2 separate regions of the Homo sapiens genome follow, and region 2 is linked to region 1. A link is a contact called in ENCODE POLR2A ChIA-PET data. All regions are on one chromosome and are shown on one strand. The core of a region is the stretch at or near the end of the contact, and the rest is flanking DNA. Distances in the headings are between cores, read along the strand shown.

Region 1 (3,155 bases), core at 628-3,127:
TGACCCTTTCCTATCCCATCCCCCCACCTCATCACCCAGCCAAACCACTGTCTTGGGCTGTAATGTTGTATTCACCATTCTCTTGATAACCATATGTATGCCTAAAGAAACATATTATTTGTACTTGCTTTATATGCTTTATCTAAAAAATATACTAGCTGGGCACAGTAGTACGCACCTGCAGTCCCAGCTACTCAGGAGGCTGAGGCAAGAAAATCACTGAGTCCAGGAGTTTGAGGCTGCAGTGAGCTTTGATTGCACCACTGCACTCCAGCCTGGGTGACAGAGTGAGCCTGTATCTAAATATATGAACACACGGCTAGGCACGGTGGCTCATGCCTGTAATCCCAGCACTTTGGAATGCCGAGGCAGGGGGATCACCTGAGGTCAGGAGTTCGAGACCAGTTTGGCCAACATGGTGAAACCCCGTCTCTACTAAAAATAAAAAAAAATTAGCCAGGCATGGTGGTGGGACGCCTGTAGTCCTAGCTACTCAGGAGGCTGAGGAGAGTCTCTTGAATCTGGGAAGTGGAGGTGGCAGTGAGCCAAGATTGTGCCACTGCACTCCAGCCTGAGTGACAGAGCGAGACTCTGTCTCAAAAAAAAAAAAGCAAAACAAAACCCTTTAGAGACAAACAAAAACAGAGGTTTCTACCAACAGACTACTCCACTAAAGCAACTTCTTCTTTTTTTTTTTTTTTTCTGACACAGAGTCTCACTCTGTCCCCTAAGCTGGAGTGCAGTGGCACAATCTCAGCTCACTGCAGCCTCCGTTTCCCAGGTGCAAGCGATTCTCCTGCCTCAGCCTCCCAAGTAGTTGAAATTCAGGCACGCGCCTCCATGCCCGGCTAATTTTTTTGTATGTTTAGTAGAGACGGGGTTTCGCCATGTTGGCCAGGCTAGTCTTGAACTCCTGACCTCAAATGATCCTCCCACCTCGGCCTCCCAAAGTGCTGGGATTACAGGCGTGAGCCACTATGCGAGGCCTACTAAAGCAACTTCTAAAAGAAATAATTCAAAAGAAGAAAAATTATAAGCATACCTTATTTTATTGTACTTCAGACACTGCCTTTTTATTTTATTATTAAATAAATTGAAGGTTTGCGGCAACCCTGTGTTGAGCAAGTCTGTTGACGCCATTTTTCTATCAGCATGTGCTCATTTCATGTCTCTGTGTCACATCTTGGTAATTCTCATGATGTTTCAAAGTTTTTCATTATTATTATATGTGTTATGATGATTTGTGATCAGTGATTTTTTGGTGTTACTAATAGAATTGTTTTGGGGTGCTACAAATGGTGCCCATATAAGGCAGCAAACAATCAACAAATGTGTATGTTCTGACTGCCTCACTGACGAGCTGTTCTTCATCTCTCTCTTTCTCCTGGGGATTCCCTATTCCCTAAGACACAACAATATTGAAAGTAGGCCAGTTAATAACCCTACAATGGCCTCTAAGTGTTCATGTGAAAGAAAGAGTCACAGGTCTCTCACTAGAAATCAAAAGCTAGAAATGATTAGGCCTACTGAGGAAGTCGTGTTGAAAGCTGAGATAGGCCCAAAGCTAGGCCTCTTGTACCAGTTAGCCAAGCTGTGAATAAAGGAAAATGTTCTTGAAGGAAATTAAAAGTGCTACTCCAGTTAACACACAAATGATAAAAAAGCAAAACAGCTTTATTTGCTGACAGGAAGGAAGTTCAAGTGGTCTGATTAGAAGATCAAACCAGCCACAACATTCCCTTAAGTTGAATCCTAATCCAAGGCAAGATCCTAAATCTCTTCAATGTTGTGAAGGTTGACAGAGGGGAGGAAGCTGCAGAAGAAAAGTTAGAAGCTAGCAGAGCTTGGTTCTTGAGGTTTAACGAGAGAAGCTGTCTCCACAACGTAAAGGTGAAGCAGCAAGTGCTGACATAGAAACCACAGCAAGTTAGTCGGAAGATCTAGCTAAGATAATTGGTGACAGTGGCTATGCTAAACAACAGATTTTAATGTAGGCAAAACAGTCTTCTCTTGGAAAAAGATGCCATCTACGACTTTCATAGCTAGAAAGGAGAAGTCAATGCCTGGCTTCAAAGTTTCAAAGAACAGGCTGACTTTCTCATTAGGGGCCAGGGCAGCTGGTGACTTCAAGTTAAAGTCAATGTTTACCATTCTGAAAATCCTAGGGTCTTTATGAATTTTCCACCCCTCAAGGTTCAAGTGATTCTTCTGCCTTAGCCTCCTGAGTAGCTGGGATTACAGGCACCCGCCACCACGCCCTGCTAACTTTTATATTTTTAGTAGAGACGGGGTTTCACCATATTGGCCAGGTTGGTCTCAAACTCCTGACCTCAAGTGACCCGCCCTCCTTGGCCTCACAAAGTGTTGGGATTACAGGCGTGAGCCACCACGCCAGGCTTCTAGGGCCTTTAATAATTATGCTAAATCTATTCTGCCTGTGATCTATCAAAGAAACAACAAAGCTTGGATGACAGCTCATCTATTTACAGCATGGTTTGCCAAATATATATATATATATATATATATATTTTTTTTTTTTTTTGAGATGGAGTTTCGCTCTTGTTGCCCAGGCTGGAGTGCAATTGTGCGATCTCAGCTCACTGCTATGTCTGCCTCCCGTGTTCAAGCAATTCTCCTGTCTCAGCCTCCCGAGTAGCTGGGATTACAGGCGCATGCCCCCATGCCTGGCTAATTTTTGTGTTTTTAGTAAAGACAGGGTTGCATCATATTGGTCAGGCTGGTCTCGAACTCCTGACCTCAGGTGATCTGCCCACCTCGGCCTCCCAAAGTGTTGGGATTACAGGTGTGAGCCACCGTGCCCGGCCAGTTTACCAAATATTTTAAGCCCACTGTTGAAACCTACTCCTTTCAAAATACTACTGCTCATTGACAATGTACCTGGTCACCCAGGATCTCTGATGGAGACATACAAGGAGATGAATGTTGTTTTCATGCTTGCTAACACAAAATCTATTCTGCAGCTCATGGAACAAGGAACAAATTTGACTTTCAAGTCTTATCATTTAAGAAATGTATTTTGTAAAGCTATAGCTGCCATAGACAATGATTCCTCTGATGGATCTGGGCAAAGTGAATTGAAAACCTCTGGAAAGAATCCACCATTCTAGAGGCCATTAAGAACATTCAAGGGCTGG
Region 2 (3,258 bases), core at 349-2,848, 490 kb after region 1:
ACAAACCTGTACAGCATGTTACTATACTGAATACTGTGGGTAACTGTAACACAATGCTAAGTATTTACGTATCTAAACATGTCTAAACATAGAAAAGGTACAGTAAAAATATGGTACCTATTACCGTAAATATACAGTAATCTCATAGGACCACCATCTACATGCGGTCAGTCATTGACTGAAACACCGCTACAAAGCACATGACTGTAGAAATGCCCCTCTCACCTGCAAACTCATTGAAATGGTTGCCAATGTCAAAAGCTTGGTAGTTGTAGCCAGCATATTCATAGTCAATGAACCGCACGTGACCTATGAAGTAGAGGAGAATCGATGAGAGTTGGCCCAGGAGATCTGGCAACAGAGCCTGGTCAAGCTTCCACAGACCTCTGGGATGCACCCACTGAGTGATGCCGGCCTCTGCAGCAACCCTGCCCAATCCCATCACTGCAGCAGTCTTCCAAGCTACTTCCATTCATCCATCCATCCATCCATCCATCCATCCATCCATCCATCCATCTGCCCTTCCCAGCTCCCAGTGTCCCTCTCACACAGCTGGATCTTCAGGCTCTCCTCATCTAAAGACAGCTGTCCTCAGCATGGCTAAGGATCAGGAATAAAGCTAAGTATTAATACGCCCTGGGGTGATGCCCTCATCAGCAACACCAGGATGTGTTCGTTCTCTCTCTTTCTTGGCACAGATTTTTGTTTGTTTGTTTTTGTCTTTTTTTTTTTTGAGACAGAGTCTCGCTCTGTCGCCCAGGCTGGAGTACAGTGGCATGATCTCGGCTCACTGCAACCTCTGCCTCCCTGGTTCAAGCGATTCTCCTGCCTCAGCCTCCTGAGTAGCTAGGATTACAGGCGCACACCACCATGCCCAGCTAATTTTTGTATTTTTAGTAGAGATGGGGTTTCGCCATGTTGGCCAGGCTGGTCTTGAACTCCTGACCTCATGATCCACCCGCCTTAGCCTCCCAAAGTGCTGGGATTACAGGCATGAGCCACCGCGCCTGGCCAGACTTTTTTTTTTTTTTTAAATAGGGTCTTGCTCTGTTGCCCAGGCTGGAGTGTAGTGGCTCCATCATGGCTCACTGCAGCCTCCACCTCCCAGGCTCAAGTGATTCTCCTGCCTCAGCCTCCCGAGGAGCTAGGACTATAGCATGTACCACCATACCAGGAAAAGTTTTGTGTATTTTTTTTGTAGAGACAGGGTCTCACCACATTGCCTGGGCTGGTCTTGAATTCCTGGGCTTAAGCAATCCACATGCCTTGGCCTCCCAAACTGCTGGGATTATAGGCATGAGCCACTGAGACTGGCCCTTGGCACAGACTTTTCAAAGTGGGAATTTTTTATTTCCTTTCCCCCTTCCCTCCTACAAATTAACTTAAGACCTAAATCAAGGTCTAACTTTTGCTTGTCCAAGTGCCAGCCGGAAGAACAGCTCCGTGAAGCCAGCTAACCAACCAACCAAAACCCTGCTGCTGCCCCAGGGCCAGAGAAGCCATACCTTTGATGCTGTCATAGATGATATTCTTGCAGAGCAGGTCATTGTGACAAAACACCACAGGGGACTCCAGCTGGGACAGATGCTCCTTCAGCCAGGCCAGCTCCCGTTCCAACACCTCTACCTTAGGGACATCTGCAGAAAGGCTGGGCAGTGGCAAAAAAGGTAGCCAGTGAAAGGAGGGCTGATAGACAGGTGCTTGGCCTCAAGAGCCCTGAATCTGAGCCTCATCACTCCCTCTGTCTTACTGCAGGGGGCCTTGGAAAAATGGCCAATCTCTTAGACCCTCACTTTTATCATCTGTAAAATGGCACTGAGGCGTCCTGTCCTTCTGACTCCTCTGGTTATGCTAGGAAGCTGATAAAGACATGGGCGTCAAAGCATGAGGCAGAGCATAAAAGTCACTGACTGAGGGCATCCCTGCTACTTTGTGAAAGGAACAGGAGGGTAAGGAAGGAGACACAGGGAAAGGACAAGGCAGGTGAGAACGAGTGTCCAGACCTGGGGATTCCAGACTAAGAACAAGGGCAACAGGAGCAGTGGGGAGAGATGCAAAACAGACCTGATCTTAGGATGCTGGGAAAACTCCCCAGGAGGCGGTGCAGCTCCCTAAGTCGAGCTGACTCCCACAAAGATCCTCCCCAGGAGGAAGAGTAGTGCCCTGGCAGGGAGCTGGAGCAATGGAGCTCTCTTGAGGAGGCAGAGGTATGTCCTGGTATGCACCCCCCTCTCACCCCAGCAGCTGACCATGTCACAGGTAGAAGGGATCAGAGAGACGGTCTGGTCTAACCTCTCATCTCACAAACAGACCATCGGCTCACATGAGAAAGCAAACTAAGAGCTTCTTTAGCTCACTCCTACACTGTCAAAGGAACATTAAAGCCTTCAATGAAGAGCATGCTTGCTTTGTGGCTCCCCATTGACTCATCCCTTCTACCTTGAGTTATGAGTAAGTGTTCCCTTGTCCCAGACCCCTGCCATATCATGCAAGTGCAACCTGGGGGCATGAACAAAGATGCATGGGTCAACCTCTCCTGCTGCCCCACCCCCATCCCAAGCACTCAGCAGCCATTTCTGCTGAAAGAAACACATGTTGAGGAATGAAGAAATCAGCCAATCAATCAAGTTATCAGAGGCCATGTGGAAGTCTGATGAGGGTCCACTGTGCTTGTGTGCTCTGAACTTTGGTCCCCAGGAGGCACACAGGTCTGTGTACACTGAAAAGGCCAAACACTTATCACAGTCCTTAAAAAACCTAGAACCACCAATGGGCAGAGGGGAGGAGGCTGGGCTTTTATCTCCATTCCTGTGTCACCTGTTTGTGTTTCTCTGTCCAGGGTAGCAAGAGCACATAGAGAAGGATGAGGATGAGACCGGCCCTCTCTCACCTTCCCACAGGACAGACCGATCACTCCCTCACCCAGCCCAGGGGCCAGAACACGAGAAAGAGTATTCAGTGACTGAGGCACTCCTCTGCCCCCTCTGGAGAAGGAAGAGAGGACAGGGTCCCTTCCAGGCTTTGAGAAGGTCAAAGCTCAAGAAGATCTGAGGTTATCTAGTCCAGCCCCATTGGGAAACTGAGGCTCAAGGAAGGAAAGAGCCTCCCTCCAAGCCTCCAGATACCTCTTGCACTGCTGGATCCTTTACTTCTTCATTTAAGGAAAGCAGTCCTTGGCCCGTCCAAGGATCCAAATCGAACGGAGTCTCCTAATTGTGAGGACTGTGCACTCTCTCTGAAGGCCTGGGTGCCCCTCAG

Evidence for each region. ChIA-PET counts read pairs that join two places held with the same protein, here RNA polymerase II (POLR2A).
Region 2: POLR2A ChIA-PET joins it to region 1 with 11 read pairs in activated CD4-positive, alpha-beta T cell. The contact joins the promoter of ERLNC1 here to the enhancer-like site in region 1. POLR2A ChIA-PET finds 5 or more read pairs at or near these places in 2 of 52 experiments (SK-N-SH and activated CD4-positive, alpha-beta T cell).

The regions. Positions count from the first base shown.
Region 1 is chr1:203,651,459-203,654,613 of GRCh38, forward strand. All of the region lies in intron 1 of ATP2B4 (ATPase plasma membrane Ca2+ transporting 4), which reads left to right. Among named protein-coding and RNA genes, the nearest start is that of ATP2B4, 26 kb to the left of the region's middle. Within about 2 kb of position 1,878, at least 5 of the 41 ENCODE cell types and tissues checked have a DNase peak (open chromatin) inside an H3K27ac peak, as active enhancers do.
Region 2 is chr1:204,139,810-204,143,067 of GRCh38, forward strand. It overlaps ERLNC1 (estrogen receptor responsive lncRNA 1), which reads left to right and starts at 1,599. Exons shown (of 3, transcript NR_123739.1): 1 at 1,599-1,667; 2 at 1,756-2,451; 3 at 2,840-3,200. ETNK2 (ethanolamine kinase 2) reads right to left here. Exons shown (of 8, transcript NM_018208.4): 4 at 1,506-1,648; 5 at 226-309.